2 separate regions of the Homo sapiens genome follow, and region 1 is linked to region 2. A link is a contact called in ENCODE Hi-C or POLR2A ChIA-PET data. All regions are on one chromosome and are shown on one strand. The core of a region is the stretch at or near the end of the contact, and the rest is flanking DNA. Distances in the headings are between cores, read along the strand shown. Region 1 holds the start of DUSP13A (dual specificity phosphatase 13A). Region 2 overlaps KAT6B (lysine acetyltransferase 6B).

What was found. A loop is a pair of places that touch in the nucleus more often than their neighbours do. ChIA-PET counts read pairs that join two places held with the same protein, here RNA polymerase II (POLR2A).
Region 1: a map of psoas muscle shows a loop between it and region 2 (2.1-fold over the local background). The contact joins the promoter of DUSP13A here to the enhancer-like site in region 2. A Hi-C loop is called at or near these places in 1 of 168 maps with a recorded cell type or tissue (psoas muscle). POLR2A ChIA-PET finds 5 or more read pairs at or near these places in 2 of 52 experiments (PC-3 and activated CD4-positive, alpha-beta T cell).

Annotation. Positions count from the first base shown.
Region 1 is chr10:75,106,364-75,110,741 of GRCh38, reverse strand. It overlaps DUSP13A (dual specificity phosphatase 13A), which reads left to right and starts at 1,585. Exons shown (of 3, transcript NM_001007271.3): 1 at 1,585-1,733; 2 at 2,533-2,750. The coding sequence starts at 1,585. It also overlaps a transcript of DUSP13B not described here and a transcript of SAMD8 not described here. RefSeq lists enhancers at 1-276, 4,151-4,200, 3,922-4,378.
Region 2 is chr10:74,921,293-74,925,217 of GRCh38, reverse strand. The region is part of intron 3 of KAT6B (lysine acetyltransferase 6B); the gene reads right to left. Among named protein-coding and RNA genes, the nearest start is that of KAT6B, 97 kb to the right of the region's middle. Within about 2 kb of position 1,382, at least 9 of the 41 ENCODE cell types and tissues checked have a DNase peak (open chromatin) inside an H3K27ac peak, as active enhancers do; they include PC-3, where a contact is called at or near this core.

The DNA.
Region 1 (4,378 bases), core at 336-2,835, 190 kb before region 2:
TCCAACCCAAATCTCTCTAACATCAGATCCTGTATTTTCCTCACTCCACCATGCTGCACCACCCTGAGGGAAGGTCTCCTCCCAAGCCAGGTCTAGCATTGGCATAAACCAAGTCCAAACCCAGCTGTAACCTGGACACGAGCCCCTCCTTGGTCTTGCCTCCCCACACAGTGCCGGGCCGACTTCAATGGTTCTGAATGGGATAGACATGAGTGTAGACTGCTTCCATGGGATGCCCTGGTGTGGCCTTTCCCTTCAAACTGGTCTTAAGGCCAAGGGCAGCTGGGAACCTCCCCACTGCAGCTCATACCCTTCCCAGCTCCATTAGGGCCACTGAGAAGTCACATGAGAGAGGGTGAGACATCTCATCTCTCTTGCTGATAACCAGCTCTGGCAGAAGGACAGGTTGACCTTTCTCAGTTTCTATTTTGGGACCCAAAGCCCTTATAGGCAGAGGAATCTCCCTCCCACTGTTTCTGATGACAGTTAGCCCCTTTGGCTCTCAAAGTCTAGGGCAACACTCACCTCCCGTCTCCCCATTTGACATACAAGGCCCTCTTCAGCCTTCTCTTCTGAGAAGTTAGCCATCTTCACTACAGGACCATTGTTCAAACCTTGCCCCATTGGCCCGGCACGGCGGCTCACACCTGTAATCCCAGTACTTTGGGAGGCCGAGGCAGGCTGATCACTTGAGGTAGGAGTTCAAGACCAGTCAGACCAACATGGCAAAACCCCATCTCTACTAAAAACACAAAAATTAGTGTGGCATGGTGGCACATGCCTGTAATCCTAGCTACTCAGGAAGCTAAAGCAGGAGAATCACTTGAACCTGGGAGGTGGTAGTGGCAGTGAGCCAAGATGATGCCACTGCACTCCAGCCTGGGTGACAGAGTGAGACCCTGTCTAAACAAAACAAAACAAAAAAAAACACCTTCCCCCTCCCCCCATGAATCTTGTGGGCACCCTTTAAAGGAAGCTCTCCATGTCTCTTACCCATATTTCTCTGACTCTACAACTCAGAAAACTGTCCCTGACCTCCGTAATTCAGAGACTCATCCAACAGACATCCAATCCAGCTCCTGCCCAATTTGTGGCCCACCTAGACTGTACACTTCTTTCAGTTCTTTCTATCATTCATCCTTGGAACCAGCCACCTCCTCTGCACCCTGGATCTCTACTTTAACTCAGTCCTCAGAACCTAATAGCCTTAGGCAGGGCTCTACATCTACTAATTCCACAGATGTTTCTAAGCACCTACTATGTGTCAGACCCAGCATGTCCTTTGTTTCATCTAATCCTCAAATTCTCTGAGGTAGGTGTGATTATCCTTACTTTACAGATGAAGAAACTGAGGTTCAGGGTGGTAGCTGACTTGCAGAGGTCTCTCTGATTCTGTGTTCTCATGGAGTTTGGGGGTGGGGGGAGGCTTGGGGAGGAAAAGGTCTTGTCCACTCCAGAGGCCCCTGTGACTTGCTGAGTCACTTGCTTCTGTCACCTGTCCCTGTCAATCTCTGGGAAGGAGAAATGACACTGGAGAGGCAGAGAGGAGTGACCACAGAGGCAGAGGGGTGGGCGGGCTGGCCCATGGCTGAGACCTCTCTCCCAGAGCTGGGGGGAGAGGACAAAGCCACGCCTTGCCCCAGCATCCTGGAGCTGGAGGAGCTCCTGCGGGCAGGGAAGTCTTCTTGCAGCCGTGTGGACGAAGTTTGGCCCAACCTTTTCATAGGAGATGCGTGAGTGGTAGCTGGCCAAGGGGCATGGGGGTGGGGACGTGGAGAGGCAGTTCTTGGTCGCTTTACCAGACACAGGAGGGTGGAAACAAGGAGAAATAGCTCTGCTCTGACCATCCCAGGCCAGGGACCTTCTCCAGGACCCCCGGGGGTGCTGAGGTCAGTGCAGTGACCAGGTATGGCCACCAGGGAGAGCAGGGACTTCGCCTGCCTGAAAGCAGGGAGTCTCCCAGGAGTTCCAGGAAACATTTCCAGGACAACTGTCAAGTGTAGAGGCAGAGGCCCAGGAAATAGTATTTGGGGCATGAGATAAGGTAGACAGAGAGCCCCCTGTTTCTGGGCCCAGCCTCCCTCCTCTGGATACAGACGGTGGAGAAGCCTGACTGAAGGTGAATCAGAGAAGGTGTTGCCTCTAAACATTTGTAGGTTAGAAGCAGGTATGAGGTGGTAGCCAGTAGAGGACGGATATGCGTGGGAGGACATGGGGCAAGAAGGGAGGGGCAGCCAGGTTCCAGGGCTGAAGCAATCCCTTCCTTCCTGTCCTGGCCAAGGCAGGGACAGATGCATTGAGGAAGCAAAGAGGGTCTAAAGATCCCCCGACACACACACCGCCGGCTCAGCCACCAGAAAGTGCGGGGCTCTGGGTATAGGGCTGTGGAGTCAGACCCCACTTGGAGCTTGCTGGGGTTGGACTCTCTTTGGACCCTAATGGCTCGGTCCCTCTGCAGCAGGGGGCCAGGCACAGCCTCCCTCCTGGTCCCATGGCTTGGCCGGCATCAAGTGCCCTTCCTGCCCTCCCCAGGGCCACGGCAAACAACCGCTTTGAGCTGTGGAAGCTGGGCATCACCCACGTGCTGAACGCCGCCCACAAGGGCCTCTACTGTCAGGGCGGCCCTGACTTCTACGGCAGCAGTGTGAGCTACCTGGGGGTGCCAGCCCACGACCTCCCTGATTTTGACATCAGTGCCTACTTCTCCTCTGCGGCTGACTTCATCCACCGTGCCCTCAACACGCCTGGGGGTAGGACTTGGGGTCCAAGCCCATATCCCATCTTGCTCATTCATGGGGAGGATGCCTCATTTCCTCTCAGTCATCAGTGCCCTCCCATCCCTGCTTTTTAAAAATCCTCTGCTTAGGCCGTGTGTGGTGGCTCATGCTTGTAATCCTAGCACTTTGGGAGGCCGAGGTGGGTGGATCGCCTGAGGTCAGGAGTTCAAGACCAGCCTGGCCAACACGGTGAAACCTCGTCTCTACTAAAAATACAAATATTAGCCGGGCATGGTGGCACCCACCTATAATCTCAGCTACTCTGGAGGCTGAGGCAGGAGAATTGCTTGAACATGGGGGGCGGAGGTTGCAGTGAGCCGAGATCATGCCACTTCACTCTAGCCTGGGCAAAAGGGCGAAACTCCATCCCCCCCCGCCAAAAAAAAGTCCTCTGCTTAGTGCTCCAGCATTTTGTCGAACCCGATTCCTTCCCAGATGGGGAAACTGAGGCCTGGAATACAAGGTCATGCCATGAGTTAGGAGCAACCCTGAGGCTGAAAGCCATTTCTCCCAAACAGCAGAACAGCTCTTTCTCTGCAACACTCAACTTTGGGAAAGCACCATTTGGTACCTAGATGTCTGCCCCAAAGTACTTTTTTTCTCCTTTTTTTTTTTTTTCTGAGACAGAGTCTCAGTGCTACCCAAGCTGGAGTGCAGTGGCGCGATCTCTGCTCCTCCGCCTCCTGGGTTCAACCTCTGCCTCTGGGCTTCAAGCAATTTTCGTGTCTCAGCCTCCCAAGTAGCTGGGACTACAGGCATCCGCCACCATACCCGGCTAATTTTTGTATTTTAGCAGAGACAGGGTTTCACCATGTTGGCGAGGCTGGTCTCGAACTCCTAACCTCAAGTGATCTGTCTGCCTCGGCCTCCCAAAGTGCTGGGATTATAGGCATGAGCCACCGCACCCGGCCCCCAAAGTACTTTTAACTAGAAAAGAAATATATCTTCAAATACTCAGGATACAGCATAGGAGCCCAGGGAGGCTGGTGTCCTGGCTTTGTGTCCATCCTAGAAGACAGCTGTGTCCCTCACTGTGTGACCCTGGGCAAGCCAGTGTCCCTTTCTGGACTTCAGTTTCCTCATCTATGTGACAGGAATGACAAGATTACAGCTCACATGACTTTTTAGTATCCAACACACTTTGACATTCTTTTGCTATTTATCCATTCATTCACCAGCTATTTACTGAGTATCCACTACGTGCCTGGCACTGAGCTAAATACTGGGAATCCAGACTTTAAGAAGCAGGATCCCTGCCCTCTTGGAACTGGTGGAAAGACAGCCAAATTGCGAATAGTATAGTGAGAGCTACTCATAAGAGTGGGCCAGTGTGGAGGGCTCTGGGAGCACACGGCGGGGGTGCTAAGCCCAGAGGATCGGGAAGGTGGGGGGACTTCCCTCTACAAAGGTATCCATGGGTAATATGCAAAAAAGATGAGCTGCTTTGTGATTCAAGCAATACTTTGAGCGGTCAAGAAAGCCTGTGGAGGAAGCCGTGTCTCAGCCAAAACCTGGTGGATGAGTAGTGGAAGTTAGTCAGACCGAGACCAGGGGAAACAATTTGCAGGTATTTGGAATAGCATGTGGTAAGGCTGGAGGTC
Region 2 (3,925 bases), core at 133-2,632:
AATACAAAAATTAGCCAGACGTGGTGAAGAGCACCTGTAATCCCAGCTAATTGGGAGGCTGAGGTAGGGAGAATTGCTTGAACCCGGGAGGCAGAGGTTGCAGTGAGCCGAGATCATGTCACTGCACTCCAGCCTAAGCGAGACTCCTTCTCAAAAAATAAAAAATAAATAAAAGTAAATTTACATTTTGGTTTGGATACAGAGACTAAAAGGTCTCCTCTACCACCCCATAAATTCTAGTATCAGACCTTTAAACTTTCAGATGTTAAGAATTAGTTTATTCCCCAAAGGTTCAATTAGAACACAGCTGAAAAAAAAAAAATTCAGTATAGCAAACTGACTGATTCCATGATCTGATTTCATCACCGAGCAGTAGGAAGCATTTAGCTGGTCTACAGAGAGAGAGGTGTGTGGTTCTCTTGGCTAGAAGGCACAAAATCCAACTTTCTGTTCTTTTGGCAAAAGAAGGAATGTCCAATCAGCATAGTAGGAAGTAAGTAACAGAATTTCTAATTTTACAAAGTTAGTCAATTTCATGGTTAAGAAGTGCTGTTTTGATGGTAACCTTTACATTTTTACAACCCAACTATGAGTATTAAGTAGGGAAGATCCAACTAAGATAGTTATTTCAGGGGTAACGTCCCTTTCTCTCAAAGTTAAAACTCTTAATATAATTCACTTGGCTTGTAACATGGTATTTAGTCATTCTCATTCTTTGAATTGTTGCCTAATGCAAGCTTTCATTTGGATACACCACTCCCGTTGATGTTTATAGGACTGCCTTGCTATTAACCTCTAACCCAATTAGTCACCAAACTGACAGCATGCATTGCTATTTGGAAGCCAACTGCTTATGAAGGAATTTTTTTTTAGAATCTGAACAAAATGAGCCGTATTATGGCCACTTTATTTATAGTTTTTAACGAAGTATTCCAGGATATCTACAGTGACAAACTCAGGGTAAAAGCAAATCAGGTCCTTTGTGTGCACTGGGCCAGGGAGTGAGGGCTATTTTAAATAAAAATATGTTTTAAAAATTTAAAGGTGTAATCCACCTTCTACCATGGCCATCTCTCCCCTTTACTTCTGTTACCTCTGTTTATCTCAGTGATAGATAACTCCATCCTTCCAGTTATTCAGGCCAATAACCTTGAAGTCTTCTCTTTTTCTAACACTCTGCATCAAGTTCATCAACAAATTCTGCGGGCTCTACTTCAAAATACATCCAGAATCTGTCCTCTTCTCACACTCTCCACCATTACCACTGGCCTAAACCATCATATCTCTTGCTTGTTTTGTGGCAATACCCTCCCAGCTGCCACCTTGGTGCCGCCTACAGCTTATTCTCAACACAGCAGCAGGAAACAGCTTGTTAAAACGTTAAGTCAAATCATGTGCCTCCTCTGTTCAAAACCCTGCAAAGGCATCCATCACTCTCAGCAAAGCCAGAGGCCTGACCTGTGCTGAGACCTTCCTCCCATCTGCTCTCACCTCTTACTACTTGACGACTCTCCCCTCTCTCTCCACGCCAGCCACACTGGCCTCTTATCTGTTTCTCAGACATGTCAAGGGCTCTTTGCACTTGCTGTTCCCTCCATCTAGAACACTCCTTCTCCATGCCTGGAATGCTCCCTCACTTCCCTCAGAAGTCAAGTTAAATGTCACTTTCTTAGAGAGGTCTTTCCTCATCAAACTATTTAAAAAAGCAATGCCTCCCCATCCCATCACTCCTTAATTCCCTTACTCTGCTTTATTTTTCTCCATAGCATTTCTCACAGCTGACATGCTATATACTCACTTACATTATTTGTCTCTTCCCATTAGGATGTAAATGAATTTCATGAGGGCAGAGACTTGTCTGTTTTGCTCCCTGCTGTGTCCCCAGTGCCTACAACAGTGCCTGACATACACCAGGTGCTCAAGAAATAGTGGCTGAATTAATGAATAAATAAATGAATGAATACTAGACTTCCTCCCTTCTACTTCTCCTACTCCTTTTCTATACTACTTCTAATAATAGAATTGTTTGCCCATGACTCATTGATAAAGTTGTCTTGCATTTACTTCTCTAAGATCTATTTCAAACTAACTTATCCTGAGCCCACACCCAATAAATAAACAAGAACTTAAGAAACCAGCTTACTTACCTTCTAACTAAACATTAGGTGCTTGAATCTTTCCAATAACCTCTACCTGTTTCTAAGGGCCTATAATTTCTTCTGCCACAGTGTATAATTCAGCCAGTGTTTCTCAATCCTCAGGCATTCCCAGACCATCCACGGCAATTTTGCTTCATCTGTGTATCACCTGTGCTATTATTTTCTTAACAAGTTTTAAACCTGGCTCACTTTTATTCTTTAAAAAAAAATATGACTACAGAAATGAAGTGTTTGTTCATGAACCACCACTGGAGGTTACATATACCAAACTCTGGATTCACTTGAGCCAAAAAGTTTACCATGGGGCCTGTAATACCTTTAGGATGTAAAACAAACACACATACATACACACACATCCTTTTGCTTAACGCTATGTAAGTTAAAAACTGAAGTCACATTAGAATCAGATCATCTATGGACTCAAAATATATCATGAAGAAATGTCTAAATTCCTAGTCAGATTAATTCAGGCCATCAACACTAAGTTCCTAAAGAAAAAACCTGCCCAATTATCTGCTGGGTCCTTTGTAAAATATTACCTGCTAAAATGCTCTGGTAAAGAGCACACTGGTATGCTTTTCTAGAAAAGTTCTTTTTTTCTGATCACTATTCCATCTACCTAGCCATCTTTCTTCTTTTTTTCCTTTCTTTTAGGAGAGGATTGGTTGGGATGAAGGGCTCCTGGAGGGCACTTCCTAAATTTGACAGGTTTCTTTATAACAGCAATTTTGCAGTTGTTTTCTAGAGCTTTATCAAATTTGACTTCTAAAGCTCACTTTTCTACTTTAGAGAATGATATTAAGAATCCCTGATTAAGGACAATAATCTTCACAAACTAAAAAGCCATCCTTATATTCAAACATGCTTTAAAATGTGAGCAGTATTCTAAACTTGCTGCAGACAACCCATACAATCACATGAGTTATTTTAAGAAAAAGACTCAGTTAGACACATCTACAGAAGCTAATACTAACGTGCTGTTCTTCCAATGAAAAGGTTACTGACCTATCAGTAGGAGTTGTCTTTTCTGGCAGAGATGACAGATTTGCCTTGTCTTATCTCCACCCCCTGCTGTGTCCCCATAATGAGCCATAGCTACATGTGCAAGACAGCTGGCAAGGGGGAGTCAGGGTCTGTGGCCATGGGCCAGAGCAAAGCTTACCAGTCAACCCAGAGCCTGGACCTATGACCGATGTCTCATTAACACCTTGCTCTAAGCAACTGAGCTGTCACAAAAATCAACAGTGGCTTAAGCATTTTGTTTACAAGTGAAACAAATCAGGTCAATCTGACAACCAATAGTTCAAGCAGCCACTAGAAAATTGCCAAAAGGACACAAAAACCAATAGTAAGCAGGAGTGATAAGGGTCTTGCAGTCCTAGCTTGGGAGGTAGCCACACAAGCAAGGATGAGTATGGAAGGGAATGAGACTGTAATAGGCAGGTCTGTTTCTAACATACCAGGCAGTCAATGCATGTTAATTAAAGATAAAAAGAAGAAAGGTATAGCTACAACCCCCTTAGTGATGTCCTTCTTACTCAGTGGTTAGAACAAATGCCTTGATAGATGCCCAAAAAACAGCAAGGGACAGTTCACACTCAGGAGCTACAAGTTTAAAAACATCTATACTTTAAAAATATTTAGAGGCCAGGCACGGTGGCTCATGCCTATAATCCCAGCACTTTGGGAGTTCAAGGCAGGCGGATCACCTGAGGTCAGGAGTTCCAGACCGGCCTGGCCAACATGATAAAATCTTGTCTCTACTA